2 separate regions of the Mus musculus genome follow, and region 2 is linked to region 1. A link is a loop called in an ENCODE intact Hi-C map of the cell type or tissue named here. Cell type or tissue: heart. All regions are shown on one strand. Each heading gives the region's core, and the rest is flanking DNA. Links, peaks and the distances in the headings are about the cores only.

What was found. Hi-C counts contacts between places; a loop is a spot of excess contacts. Peaks named below come from ENCODE experiments on the same cell type or tissue, not always from the same donor. Only the 100,000 strongest peaks of a DNase experiment are listed, where the experiment ranks them.
Region 2: it touches region 1 in a loop (3-fold over the local background); 1 of 42 quality-filtered maps calls a loop at or near these places.

The regions. Positions count from the first base shown.
Region 1 is chr9:15,029,883-15,037,614 of GRCm38, reverse strand. The region is part of intron 1 of Panx1 (pannexin 1); the gene reads left to right. Among named protein-coding and RNA genes, the nearest start is that of Panx1, 12 kb to the left of the region's middle. In heart, for the core only: a CTCF peak has its summit at 3,846 (motif pointing left); a DNase peak (open chromatin) is centred at 2,954.
Region 2 is chr9:15,297,810-15,305,541 of GRCm38, reverse strand. 4931406C07Rik (RIKEN cDNA 4931406C07 gene) reads left to right here. Exons shown (of 9, transcript NM_001199485.1): 2 at 4,029-4,175; 3 at 7,601-7,699. The coding sequence starts at 4,121. Among named protein-coding and RNA genes, the nearest start is that of 4931406C07Rik, 4.5 kb to the left of the region's middle. In heart, for the core only: a CTCF peak has its summit at 3,348 (motif pointing left); a DNase peak (open chromatin) is centred at 3,861; H3K27ac peaks cover 510 bases.

The DNA of each region.
Region 1 (7,732 bases), core at 2,805-5,304:
ATGTTAAATGTAGTTTGTCAAAGGCTGTGTGTCTGTGTGCATTGGGCTGTGTTTGTTAATGATCCAGTCATAAAGGGAAAACTAAACCCTCCCCCTCCTGTGTGTGTGTGTGTGTGTGTGTGTGTGTGTGTGTGTGTGTTACTCTGATAGCATTTTAACATAAGATTTAAACAGTGCCAGAAAGGCAGCTCACTGGGTAAGGAAGCTGCCAAACCTGAAAGCCAAGGTTCAGTCCCCTGAACCTTCATGGTAGAAGGAGAGAACACACACACACACACACACACACACACACACACACACACACACATGAAAATACATACAAAGTAAATAAATGGGAAAATATTAAAGATTTAAATATATGCATTGTGTTGCAAATTATTCATTTAATATGCCTTGGGGATGTTTCTATGCTCTTGCTTGGGGGGGGGTGAGAACATGTGTGTGCATGCATGTGCAGACAGGCACATGCATTCACCTTGTTCAGGCAGGCTTCTCTTATGCTATGCTCTACGGGGCAGGGCCAGGGAGTAGGCAGTTTTTCCATCTCCACCCCCATGTCCTCAGGCTGGTGCTTCAGGGGCCTTTACCCCTGAGCCCCTTCCTGACCCTCATTGTGCTACTTGGGGGTAGAGCTCTGTCAGCGTGACTGCTCCTCGCAGTCTTTTAGCTGCTGTGTCATGATGCATCAGCTCAGGGCAGCCTTTGTGCAAGCAGTTCTCCAGAGCAGCTGCTCTCAGCCTCTGCTCTCTTGCACGCTTCCCAAACATCTTTTATTTATGATTTATTTCTACTGTCATTTTAAAAGAAATTAAAGCTTTGAAATTTAAAAAGTATTTATCTTGAATAACATTAATATATTTGCCTCACATTATATATGTGATATCTAATACATTTTTTTTAAAGTAACCTCCAAAGCTTGAATGGCTGTTTTGTATAAATCTGGAGAAAGTAGAGTAGAAAGCCACACAGCCTATGGTGTTAGTTACTGCCTCTGTCTGGAAAGGGCCCCAGGCTACTCTTTGAGAGAAGGCAGTCACTCTGGAGCCCTTCAGAACCTATGCTCCCTATCAGCAGGCTCAGGGCTCTTTAGTTCTGTGCCCCTTTTTTTTTTTTTTTTTCTAATCTCAGACTTAAAACTCTACATTTAAAAAGTGTGTGTGTGCGTGTGTGTCTAGGAGCACGCATCCCTCTTTCATACTAGTGGGCACTGTAGGGAGTCAGGTCGCCTTCCACCATGGGATCTGGGATCTGGGGAGCCAGTTGTGGTCATTTGGTGTGCTTAGCAGATGTTTTTGCCCTCTGAACCATCTCGTTGGCTCAGCGCTGCCCATTTTTAGGTTGTTGTTCGTAAATTGAGGTGTCATGTCCAGGTTTGTAGTAACCTGTTGACATGATTTCACTGAAGTCTCCTGAGTCTTGGGCTCTAGCTGTCACGCTTGGCAGTGCCTGGGGCTACCCCTTGCCTTCTGGCTGACTGCGTTACTTTTCAGCCGGTAGAGATAGAAGACTGCTTGTTATCCTTGCCTTGTGAAATTGTTTCCCATCCTTTGGAAATCAGTGATTCCCACCTCTGTCTGTCTCTACCCCCACCCCACCCCCTTTCTGGCTTTTTTTGCGACACAGTTTCATGTAGCCTAGGTCAGCCTCAAATTTCCTAGCCTCTTGCCTGCTCTCCTCTGGTGCTGAGATTACAGATGTGGTGCTGAGATTACAGATGTGGTGCTGAGATTACAGATGTGGTGCTGAGATTACAGATGTGGTGCTGAGATTACAGATGTGGTGCTGAGATTACAGATGTGGTGCTGAGATTACAGATGTGGTGCTGAGATTACAGATGTGGTGCTGAGATTACAGATGTGGTGCTGAGATTACAGATGTGGTGCTGAGATTACAGATGTGGTGCTGAGATTACAGATGTGGTGCTGAGATTACAGATGTGGTGCTGAGATTACAGATGTGGTGCTGAGATTACAGATGTGGTGCTGAGATTACAGATGTGGTGCTGAGATTACAGATGTGGTGCTGAGATTACAGATGTGGTGCTGAGATTACAGATGTGGTGCTGAGATTACAGATGTGGGGCTGAGATTACAGATGTGGGGCTGAGATTACAGATGTGGTGCTGAGATTACAGATGTGGGGCTGAGATTACAGATGTGGGGCTGAGATTACAGATGTGGGGCTGAGATTACAGATGTGGGGCTGAGATTACAGATGTGGTGCTGAGATTACAGATGTGGGGCAGAGTAACTGCTTCTTCTGCTTTTGCTTGTGTGGTTTTGAAACAGTGTTTCTCTGTGGAGCCCTGGCTGTCCCGAAACATACTCTGTAGACCAGGCTACCTTCCAACTCACAAAACATGCTCTGTAGACCAGGCTACCTTCCAACTCACAAAGGTTTTCCTGCTTCAGCCTCCCGAGGTGTGCGTCACCACTGCCTAGTATACTTTTAATTTTAAAGCTAAAGGTCTTGACAGACAGACAGACAGACACACACACACACACACACACACACACACACAGAAGAGAGAGAGAAAGAGAGAGACTGTCTGACTTACTTTCATTTTTGAGCCATCTTTTCTGTCTACGTTCAGTTAGCTGCTTTACATAAACTTTATTAGGAAGTTAGAGTGGCTTTGAAAGTTTTCCTCTAAGTGTTAACATCTACTTCACACTTGGTCTAACCTGGGATTCCTGAGAGCTCCCAGGCTGCTCCTCTCTGTCCGCACCAGGCAGTCATTTGCAAGATAGAAGGTTGTACCGGTTCAGTGTTTGAACCCAGAAGCAAGGGCAGAAGCCTGGCTCTGGCTTGGTAGTGGGTGGAGCCACCAGCTGTGAAGGGAGGGAGATGAAGTGCAGGTGGACACAGTTGATGGTATTTGGCATGAATGTTGAGTGCTGCAAGTTTCCACTAATCAAGTCTCCACTCAGACTCAGGCCATGAGTGGGATCCCTGACTGCTGAGATGGGCCTGGGTGGGAAGGACTGGCTGTTCCTCTTTCCCGCGTCCTTGGACCATTGCCCCCAGCATTCTTCCCCCTCCTAGGACTTCCTTCCTCTCCTGAACACTCCATTTGCTCCCTGTGCATACATGGGAGTGACTAGGAGAGCAGAAAGTCAATTCCTCTTTAAGAACCAAGGGAACACAGTTAAGGTATTTATTTCCCACAGCAAAAACAGCTGGGTCGGTCACATGTGACCAGAAGGCACCTCTCCTAAGATCAGCTTCACTCTGTGAGGACACTGAACTAATACTAGTTAGGAGAGACACTCCCTGGTACGTCAGACCCCAGGCTCTGGCTGGTGTAGTGTAGGCACAGGATCTTGGGGTGGGTCACACCGCATTTGGATGTTAGATGAAAAGCTTTCGAGTCCCCTTTCCGTACCGGACTCCTTAAGAACAGCACTTGCCACTTGAATGTTTGAATCTGTCTGTGAAACCCATGTGATCTGTGTAGCATGTCCTTGGCTTTGCAGGAGTCTCATGACACTGTCCTCTTAATGGTGACAGTCCCCATAGGTTCCTTTCACTTATAATCTCTGACAGTACGGGGTGGAGATGCTCAAGGGCTTATCCACAGAAGGTTTCTTTGTATCAGGAATTATGAAAGCTGGCTTTTAGAGGATATCCTTGAGGGAGAAATGATGGCGTCAGCTAAGCCGAGTCTTGCTTCAGGTTGGGGCATTTCTAAGTATTAAGTCCATATTTCTCAAGAACTGTCTTTATGGCAGTGGATTTGCTGGAGAGTTTTAAAAGATAAAACTAGTAAGTAGGTAAGGAATTACTAATCATGTGTACACTAAAAAAAATGCAGCACGAGACTCAAGAAGCCAGCATCCTGCCCCCTGCTGGCTGAGAAGTGATAACCAGAGCTGCCTTTTCTTTGGTTTGTGTGTGTGACAGGGGAGTGGAGTGGGGAGTTTGTCACTGGTCTAGAACTTGGCAAGTAGGCTAAGCTGGCTGGCCTGCGAGCCCCCAGGGGTCCTCTTGTCTCTACCTCCCCTGCACTGGGGGTATGAGCACCAACTACTGTCTCTGGGATTTTTTTCCTATGTGTTCTTGGGGGCCAAACTCAGGCAACTCGTTTCATGCCTAAAATGAAAAAAGTTAGTTATGTAACCTGTTAGAAAGGAAAAGAAAACCAAGTGCCTATTGAATATAATTGTTTGTGTTTATTTGTTTTGTTTTTAGAAAGCAACAGCAAAGAAAAGAGATCCTAGAAGCTCTCCTCAGGGAAGGCCTGACCTGATTCCCCCTGCATGCTAACTTAACCTTGGGCACATTTACTGGACTTTCAGAATGCTTCTAACAACCTGCTCTTAAAGGCATGTTTGGAAGTTGTCACACCACTTGTTTCTTTTACATTATTCTTGAGCTAACTTCCCCCATCTCCCTCTTGCAGTCTCTATGTGTTGCATGCCCACTGTGGGTCTGTGCCAGCTTCTCCAACTACCCTCTAAAAACAAAGCCCAGGGCCACCAACACAATCCCCCTACTATAAGCTTGGCCAGTCTGCATTGCTGAAAGGATTTACTCCCTGGCTCTCATATGTCGCATATGTTTCAGTTGTGACAGACAGACATCTCTTTCTACCATGTGAGCTCCATGCAGAGACTCCCCACTGCCTTTCTGACACTACACAGAGGCCTGGGTGCTTGGGTAAGGTCTGTGTGTGCCAGCTGTTAGCAACAAATTTTGCTGGCTCTGTAGTGCATGTGTGAGAGTGTGTGTGTGTGTGTGTGTGTGTGTGTGTGTGTGTGTGTCTATGCACACGTCCGAGTACACACCAAGGGCGTGTAGTGTTTGGCTTGATCACTTCTTATTCCCTTGAGATGGGGCAAGCCCTATCGCTCTCTTCCTTATTCCCTGGACCTCTTGCCCTCCTCCTCCTGTCCCCCGCAGACCTCCGGTTACAGGCCCACGTGATCATGCTCAGCTTTCTATGTGGGTGTGCACATTTGAACACAGCTTCTCATGCTTCCTCGGCGAGCACTCTTAGCCACTGAGCCATCCGTCCAGCCTACCTGAGTGGTTTAAATGATACCTTTTTATGAACTTGCATCTCAGCTCAGCATTGGCTTTCTCGAGTTGATTCTGGCCGTCTTGTGTGTTCTATGTAAATTGGCTAACCTTGGAGTCTAATTATACAGACATGATCCAGCCACAGGTCTGTCTGTTTTTTTCCCCTCTCCAGTCATATGCGATATATATATACATATACATATATACATATATATATATCTTGAATCATAAACTAGCTAAGTATTGATTAGACTATTATTTAAATGCTCTGAGTTCATTTGTAAGACACAGAATAATGGCAGTAGTTCACAGGTTTCTTTGATTGGATGCAGTGTGGACCGGTTACTTTCTATTGCTGTGAACAAATTCCCTGACAGAGATGACTGAAAGGATGAACGATTTGTTTTGGCTGATGGTTTCAGAGGAACCTCAGCCCATCGGAGCCTGTTGTGGTGGGAGCCTGTGGCTGTGGCTCTTACACCATGGTAGACAAGGAAACACAGGGTGGCCTGGCCTATACTAGAGGCCTTGGCTGTGACCTCCAAAAGCCTGACCCTCATGACTTGTTTCTACTCATTGCCCACCCCCAGAGAGTCTACTACCCCACATAGCATCAGCAGTTGGGGAGCGAGGAACATTTTAGGCTCGAGCCATCACAGCTGTCCTGGGAATCCCAGTGGGACCGGTGCTTCCAGCTCATAGCAATGAATGAAGCAAGCTGAAGAGGAGTATGGTGTGTACACGATGCCGTGTGTACAGTCTCCGTGGGTTTCCCCAGATCCCTAGCGTTTCACAGAGAAGTCACGTCTGCAGTCACGAGAGCTACATAGCACCCAGCAGAATAACACAGGTGACTGACATCACTGCTAAACAGGAAGCTGGCATCTTACGCTTCTCTAACTGGCACTGTAAGGAAAAAGCCCTGGCCTTCCCTGTGCTCTACCCCAGGTGCAGAAGTCCAGAATATGGAAAAAACCAGGCAAGCACAAATGAAGGTGCACCTTGCTTTGTATGGAGAGCCTATGCTTTGCACGTGTTAGGAGTGTGTTGACAGAGAGGCATAGTTGTCTCTCAGGGAAGTCAGGGTGCACGCACGCCTTTGATCCCAGCACTTGGGAGGCAGAGGCAGGCAGATTTCTGAGTTTGAGGCCAGCCTGGTCTACAGAGTGAGTTCCAGGACAGCCAAGGCTACACACAGAAACCCTGTCTTGAAAAACCAAAAGAAAAAAGAAAAAAAAGAAAAAGAAAAAAAGAAAAAGGATGAGGTAATTACAGCAACATCCCCTTTCACTTTTAAAGTCCTGTGTGCCCAAGATACAAATTTGTAACTAATTTCTATGTGTCTGAGGCAGTTTGTCTTAGGTGACAGAAGTATTTAAAGAATTTAGTCCTTTCTCTCTCTTTAATCTTTGAGGTACCACTGAGCGCCTCTTGTGCCGTTCTTTTACATTCATGGGACGGCTGTCAGACTTCTGTTAGGTATGTACAAGTTTTCTTTGGAAGTGACTTCTGGCACAGGAGTGAAACCTCACACACCACTCAGTTCCATACTGTCGGTTTCCCTGGATATACTCCTGGTCTTGGTCGCCTGTGTCTGGCTATGTTGTCACACACTCTTCCCTGACCACGCTTGCCAACTTTTTTTTGTTTCTCTGGCTGCAGGCCACAAATCCCAGTTCCTACTGCTGCTACGGACAGAATGTTGCTTGTCTCCTTGTAGAGACAGAGCTGTCCTGGTGGCGTCTTGTCCAGTTTGTGGGACTGAGAAGGAGCATCATCTCCTGAAACTCCTCTCTCAGTTGGTGGTAAAGTATCTGGGGTGTGTTAGAGGCTCCTGTAGATAACGCCTGTGCCCATCCTAGCAAAGAGCAAGTGTTACAGAGAGGTGGGCTCTACGGCCCAGGCCGGTGCAGAGGAGTCCTTGTGAGTTAACCTGGCCGAACTGCTACGAAAATCACTTTAGTTCCATCCAAGGCTAGGCTATAAAAAGTGCTTATATTTTCTCACTATTATGAAATATGTGCATGCTTATAAAGTATTCCTACAGAGGAAGGGAAGGCAGTTTTGGACAAATTGGGTCTTCCATAACTTAACTGCAGAATGTCTTGTGTTTGAACCTGAAGGTGAGTTTGGATACAAGTTGGCTGGAGAAGTGCAAGGAGGGAGGAAGGAAAAGTTACTGTGGAATTCTTGGAGCTTTGCTGGCTCTCTGGTGGTTGGGGAGTCAGTTCCATTATGCACACATGCTAAGTCGCCTGCAGCACGTTTTGGCCTGCCCTGTCTCCTGAGACTCGCTCACTGGCCTGCCCTGTCTCCTGAGACTCACTGGCCTGCCCTGTCTCCTGAGACTCACTGGCCTGCCCTGTCTCCTGAGACTCGCTCACTGGCCTGCCCTGTCTCCTGAGACTCACTGGCCTGCCCTGCCTCCTGAGACTCTCTCACTGGCCTGCCCTGTCTCCTGAGACTCACTGGCCTGCCCTGTCTCCTGAGACTCGCTCACTGGCCTGCCCTGTCTCCTGAGACTCACTGGCCTGCCCTGTCTCCTGAGACTCACTGGCCTGCCCTGTCTCCTGAGACTCGCTCACTGGCCTGCCCTGTCTCCTGAGACTCACTGGCCTGCCCTGTCTCCTGAGACTCACTGGCCTGCCCTGTCTCCTGAGACTCTCTCACTGGCCTTCCCTGTCTCCTGAGACTCGCTCACTGGCCTGCC
Region 2 (7,732 bases), core at 2,277-4,776, 270 kb before region 1:
GGCCTAGAGATATAACTGGATTATAGAGAGCTTGCCTAGTGTACATGGCACCACGGAGAAAAAAAAATAAAAACAAAAAAAGCAAACAAAGACCTGTGTGTGTGGTTAGATCAGTATGAATATAGGGTCCTATGTGACTGAATGAACTATTTGCAAAGCTGTAAAGCCAGCCTTGTGCTTGAACCCTACTAGTCTAGTATATCGTAAAAGTGTGGTATATCATAAGTACCTAATAATTAGCAATATATTGTGTGCAATATATTTGGAAGAGAGAAGTCCCCTCTAGGTGGAAGATGGGCACTTCTCCTGGTGCTGCAGGATTATTCTGAAGTCTTCCTGGTGTCAGCCAAAGGGGCCATTTCTTCACTGCTGATTCAGCTTAGGGTGGGGTGCATTCTGGATTTACAGACCTGCCTTTGAGTTTGTTGTTGTTGCTGCTGTTGTTTGACACATGTCTCTTTATGTAGCCCTGACGATCCTGGAACTTGATTTGTAAACCAGGCTGGCTTTAACCTCACAGAGAACCTCTTGCCTTTACAGCCCTCTGCCTCCAGTGCTGGAGCTAAACATGTGCACCACCATGCCTGGCTTGAACCTGCTTTTGAATCCTGTTTCTGCCATGTAACAACTGAATGATCTTGAATAAATTTTGTTTCCTTTTCTGTACAGTAAGAAGTACAATATGTCTGTCATGGATTTGAGAATTTTGAGGGACTTTAAAGGGCCTGACAATTTCTGAATACAGGATGGCCTTAATCATGACACTCAGCATGATTGTCACCGTTAGCCTGTTGCTTTCCGTGTCGTTTCTCCCCCTGCACGTTTCTCTACCCTGTGTCTGAGCCATTGGCTCCCACCACTTACATCAGGAAAGTAAATATCTGCCTTCATCTGGCTGGAAGCTGTGCTGGAGCAGCTCTGACTATCGATGGAAACCATTCCCTTTGGCTCCTAATTCCAACTCCAACCTCTGCACACACGTGTTCTCCCCTGCCGTCATCTACACAAACGTACATTTCTAAACCAGTTATTCGGTCTGGAGAGTCCCATGGTTAGACTTTGTCTCTATTTTGGTAGGAATATAAAACAAACTGATTTTCTTTTAAGAAAGTAGAAAGTATAAAATTAGGGATATTGCTGGGCGGTGGTAGCACATGCCTTTAATCCCAGTACTCTGTGAGTTCGAGGCCAGCCTGGTCTACAGAATGAGTTCTACAGGACAGACAGGACTAGACAGAAAAATCTTGTCTCCAAAAGGGGGGTGTTACTCTAATTTGAATTCCTATTATTCCTATTATTCTACTACAAGTATAATCATCTAAAGTGCTTTCATTTTCCTCACTATATACTGAGCTATACTAAGACTGGGTGTGGTAGTACATACATCGAACTGGCCCAGCACTCAAGGGATCCAAACAGGAAGAGCACAGTACCAGACTAGCCTGGGCCATATAGTGAACCTTATCTCAACAAAAAATAAAGTAAAATCAAGCAATCAGCATTGGATTAACACACTGCTCATTGAGCAGATTGGGCATGTCTGTATACTAGGCAATATCTCTGGACGCCTGGTACAAAGTGTGATAGACTGTTAACATGGGGCATCTGGGTAAAGAGTGTGGAAGCTAGATTTGTATATGATATATCAGTCTTAAACTATTTCAAAGAAAATTAGCATGTTTTACTTCTAAACCATTAAAAACAATCAATTGAAAAATATGTTTAGAGTAATTCAAGTATGATTATAGCAGCTGGGACCTATTTTCAATAATTACTTATATTTCATTGGAAACACACGAGTATATGTGTTAAATAATTAAAAGACAGTAAAAACGAATGTTTGGTAAAGTACTAAAGTAAATGTCACCTATTTCAGCTACCTTGGAGGCTGAGGCAGGAGGATGATTTGTGGAGACAATGTAGGGATCCTATATCTTTAAAGAAAGACTGTAAATATAAGGTGCTAAATATGTACAATGGCACGTTCATGGAAGATATATGTTCTGAAAGTATGGTCAAAAATAGAAATCGTAGGCCAGAGATGGCTTAGGGGTTCTACGTGCAGAGAGAGCTGACTCCTGCAAGCTGTCCTCCGACCTCCACATGGGGGTTGTGGCATACACACAAATAAATACTTTTAGTGAAATAATTTATTAAAACGCCTAAGCCTAAGAAACATGAGCCTGTAGAACTGGCTCAGCAGTTAAAAGCACACACTGCTTTCCACCCGGACTGAGCTCCACTCTCAGCACACAGGTCAAGGCTTCCTTGTCAGCCACCTATGATTGTGCTTCACTGGAGACACAGAGGCAGGACCTGTGAGTTGGAGGAATTCCATTATGTAGACAGGGTATGGATAAGTGAGGGACCCACTTTTCATTTGCTGCGTGAGCACTTTTAAACCCAACCATTCTGATTAAGGAGGTGTTCCATTAACAATATTGAGTGCTAGCTACTCCCATGGTGCTCTGGGAGGCAGGAATGCCCTCAGTGATTTGACTGTCCTGTGCTGTGATTGGCCCTGCCTGTCTCCGCCCTGCCCATCTCCTTTTCTTTCCCTGACTCCCTCTAGCCATGTCACTGAGCTTGCTTATAAGGCTGATTTCCTGAACAGGGACATAAGTACCAATCTATGAATATGTGCTTGGTTTTTTGTGAAGTGCTTTTGCCATGCATTTTTGGAAAATATAAGATTATGATTGATTAGGTTACCAGATTAATCGAACGCTAAAAGTACTTACCAAGTAAGTATATTTATTTATAAATTAAAGTAAAAAAAGACTTTCAGAATCTAATCATTCATAGGTTTCCATTTCAATTGGTAACTAAAATTTTCTCTTATTAATATGACAGATAAAAGGAATAATTCAAATTAAGGAAATAAGATTTTTTTTTTTTTAGCTTCAGGGAAAAAAAAAAAACAAACTCCTGTTATACTATTATAATGCCAGACTTTGTTGTTTTGTTATTACTGAGGTCTACTTTTAGAATAAAATTTGTACTCTGTTTAAAAATAATAAGGGTGGGTAGTCAGGCCAGCATGATCGCTCAGTGGGTGAAGTTAGTTACCAGTAAGCCTGACTGAGTTCAGTTCCTGGCATCCACACGGTGGAGGAGAAACCAACTCCTACAAGTTGTCCTGTGACCTCTACAGGTATGCACAAGGATACACACACACACATGCATGTACATACAAACACAAATAAATGTAGTATTAAAAACAGTGGAGGGCTGGTGAGATGGCTCAGTGGGTAAGAGCACCCTACTGCTCTTCCGAAGGTCCGGAGTTCAAATCCCAGCAACCACATGGTGGCTCACAACCATCCGTATTGAGATCTGGCGCCCTCTTCTGGAGTGTCTGAAGACAGCTACAGTGTACTTACATATAATAAATAAATAAATCTTTAAAAAAAAAACAGTGGAATAACTCTAAGACAATTAACTTTTAGCTTAAATGTCAAATATAGAGTATCGACTAAGAGATCGAATACTGTGAAGTATACACATTGTATTTACATACACATGCACACAACTGTAAAACTAATTAATTACTTGTAATTCTTAGTGCATATATTTTGTTTGAAGACCATATTCCTAGACCGTCTGTTAGGAAATCTCAGGTCTAGGCTAAGTACAGCACTCCATGAGAAACTGCTTCCCTGGCTTACTTGAGCTCCTGGCTCAATGCCAGTACCAAACAAACAGAAATGAGAACAGAAAGGAAAAAAGTATAAAGAGCAGATTCATATAACAGTGCCGGACTGGGATGTAGCTGAACACTGCCAGGAAGGAAGAAGAAAGGGAGGAGGGAGGGAGGGAACAGAAAAATAGATCAAAAGGAAGAAGGAAAGAACAGCCTGTAGGGCAGAGGTCCCTCGGCCCTGCTCACATGGACCTGGCAGGAAGTTGTGTGAACTCTGAGTGGCCTTGGGGCACTTTGCCCTCCTTATGTAAGTGAACTCTGAGGATATGAAACCTCTGTGGCCTTTGCCTTCATCAAGTAACTGAGCTCCACCATTCATTTCCAGAGCCGGGACTGTTCCTGCTGGTGCCCCGTGAGCTCTCGTGGTGGTCAGCCAACAGCTGCGGTGTCTGAGCAGCCTTGCTGAGAGGAAGGAGAATGGCTTGCAGTGAGTTTTCCTTTCACATGCCAAGTCTGGAGGAGCTTGCTGAAGGTAAAAATGATGTTAGCTTTGGGTGACTGACTGGTTTTTTAGTTTGTTTATTTTGATTTTTCTGAGACAGGCTTTCTCTGTGTATCCCTGGCTGTCCTGGAATTCACTCTGTAGATCGGGCTGGCCTTTAACTCACAAAGATCCTCCTGCCTCTTCCTTCTGAGTATTGGAATTAAAGGTGTGTTCCACTAGCCTGGCTAACCTTTGGGTATGTAAGGACTGTTTCAGGAAACAAAACCAGAAGCTCCCTGAGGTACACACGCAGCTAATGACCTCTCTATAGCTTATTGAAATAGGACTTTTGATACAGAAGTTTTTGCTTCAGTAACTGTTCAGTATTATTTTTATTTTTAAAAAATCCAAATTTCTATGTCTCAGAAAAGAAAACACCAAAGTTGTATATGTTTTAAGCTGTGTTATTTATAAACATTTACAATTCTTATTCCATCTTGATCTTAACAAAATAGAAGTTGTTTAATTCAAGATCCTTAGCATCACATGAAACTGCACATAATAATACCTTAAAAGCCAGTCCCAGGCTGGTGAGATGGCTCAGTGGTTAAGAGCAACGACTGTTCTTCCGAAGGTCCTGAGTTCAAATCCCATCAACCACATGGTGGCTCACAACCATCCGTAATGAGATCTGATGCTCTCTTCTGGTGTGTCTGAAGACAGCTACAGTGTACTTACATACAATAATAAATAAAAATCTTTAGGCCAGAGAGAACAGAGGTCTTGAGTTCAATTCCCAGCAACCACATGATGGTTCACAACCATCTGTACAGCTACAGTGTACTCATATACATAAAATAAATGAATAAATCTTTTAAAAAATATTCTTCCAAGAATAATGACCATATCTCTATTTCTAGTGATATAATTATTCTCCCAGAAGTAACCATCATATTACTATTTATAGTGATATAAATTATCCTTCCAGAAGTACCCACCATATCAATTTTTATAGTGATCTTGTTGCTACCACCTTTATGCAATGAAAATTAGCAAAGGAACCCAGAGAGTTGTGCAATATTGACAGTAATAATATTCTTTAAATACAGTCTGCTGGGGCTGGAGAAATGGGTCAGTGGTTAAGAGCACTAGCTGAACTCAGATGACCTGAGTTCTGTCCCCAGAACTCACATGGTGACTCATAATTGTCTGTAATTGTTAGTTCTAGATGATTCGGTGCCCTCATCTAGCGTCCTTCAGCACCAGACACACAGGTGGTGCACAGACATACATGTGGTTATAGCACTCATACATATTAAAAATAGATAAATAGGGCCGGGCGGTGGTGGCACACGCCTTTAATCCCAGCACTCTGGAGGCAGAGAGGCAGGCCTGGTCTACAAAGTGAGTTCCAGGACAGCCAGGGCTACACAGAGAAACCCTGTCTCAGAAAAAAAAAAAAAGAAAAAAAAATTGTTTCAGAAGTGGATGCTCACAGTCAGCTATTGGATGGAACAAAGGGCCCTCAATGGAGGAGCTAGAGAAAGTACCCAAGGAGCTAAAGGGGTCTGCAACCCTATAGGTGGAACTACAATATGAACTACCCAGTACCCCAGAGCTGTGTCTCTAGCTGCATATGTAGCAGAAGATGGCCTAGTCGGCCATCATTGGGAAGAGAGGTCCCTTGGTCTTGCAAACTTTATATGCCCCAGTGCAGGGGAATGCCAAGGCCAAGAAGTGGGAGTGGGTGGGTAGGGGGGTGGAGGGAGTATATGGGGACTTTTGGGATAGCATTTGAAATGTAAATGAACAAAATACTTAATTTTTTAAAAAAAAAGTGAAAAAAAATCTTAAATAAAAGAACAACAACAAAAAGAACTATAGATATTGTTGAAATAAAAACTATGGTTTTGTTATCACACACACACAAAAAAATGTCCTTTGAACAGAGACAGGAAGACCTCTATGAATTTGGGACTAGTCTTGTCTATGTAATGAATTCCAGGACAGCCAGGGATACACAGGAAGATACCTGTCTAAAAGAACAAACAAACAAACAAACAAAAAACAAATAAAAATAAAGTTCTAGGGGGAAAAAAGGCTCTGGAATATTAAGACACTATGCTTTTCTACATGTGTATTACAGCACAGTGCACCTACAATAAAGTATAGTGATTGCAGAATGTGAACACATGTACCTATGTGAGCACGTATAACTTGACATTCAGATTAAATATATACTCAGCACCTTAGTAGGCTCCCTCATGGACCTTCCAGTCAGCCTTTCTATCCCCGGAGGTCACCTTAGACACCTGCCTTTGGAACACTTAAAGTGGGGTCATGTAGTCTCTGCTCTTCTGTCTGGCTTCTCTGGCTTACACCGTTATTTACCTGTACTCACCTCTGAACTTATGGCATGATAGTCCTTTCATTAGGTGTTTTGAAATTCCCTCAAGGGAAAATAGCTCTCACCTGTGTGCAGTCTGTTCCCTTTCTGCATCTGTTAGTTGCTGTGAAGAAACACCAGGACAAGACATGCTAAACCTTCCTTCAAAGATTCTTTGTTACACTTTCAACCTGAACTTATATTATTAAAAAGAGTGATGGACCCAGGGCTCAGCTAAAACACCAAGGCAGCTCCTATACAGGAAGGCATTTAACTGGGGCTTGCTTACAGTTTCAGATGGTTAGTCCATGACCATCATAGAGGGAAGTAGACAAGTATGGTGCAGGAGCCAAGAGTTTTACATCCAGATGCACAGGCAGCTGGCTGCGAGAGAGAGAAACCTCAAAGCCCACTCCCAGGGACATAAATCTTCAATAAGGCCACACCTCCTCCAACAAGGCCACACGGTCTAATTCCTGTTCTACAGTTCTCCCTGGTTACTAAACTTTCAAATATGGGGGCCAGTGTTCTTTAAATCAGCACTCCAAAGTTAGTAACTATGGGTATTTATGTGTCAGAGAGTACATTATGTCTTCTGAGCACATTAAAGTCTAATTTTATTCATCAGTAAGATTATTCTGGGACTGGGGAGATAGATGGCTCAGTGGTTAAGAGCACTGGCTGCTCTTGCAGAGGTCCTGGGTTCACTTCCCAGCACCCACATGGTGGCTCACAGCCATCTGTAATGAGATCTAACGCCCTCTTCTGGGGTGTCTGAAGACAACTACAGTGTACATATAAATATGATAATAAGTAAATCTTTTTTTAAAAAGATTGCAAGAAGTTAAAAGAAAAGATTTAAAAAAACAAAGAGCATCCCGGGTTAGTGGTGCAGGTCAGTGAGACTACATGCTTTGCACTTAAGCCCGGGGTTGGTCTGTCTGTCTGTCTCTCTGTCCCCTCTGTCTTTTTTATAATACAAGTTACGATTATGAGTGTAACAAAGAAACCTTGAAGAAAGATTTAGTATCTGGTGGCCAATTGTTTTACCTAATGTTCAATATCGTCTTTGTGTGTCTTTTATTAGTTTTGCAGAAGGGGCTAACTGACAACTTTGCTGATGTCCAGGTCTCAGTGGTTGACTGCCCAGATTTAACAAAGGAGCCATTTACCTTTCCTGTAAGAGGTGCGTAGTTTAAAAAAAAAGTTTTTGGTGTTC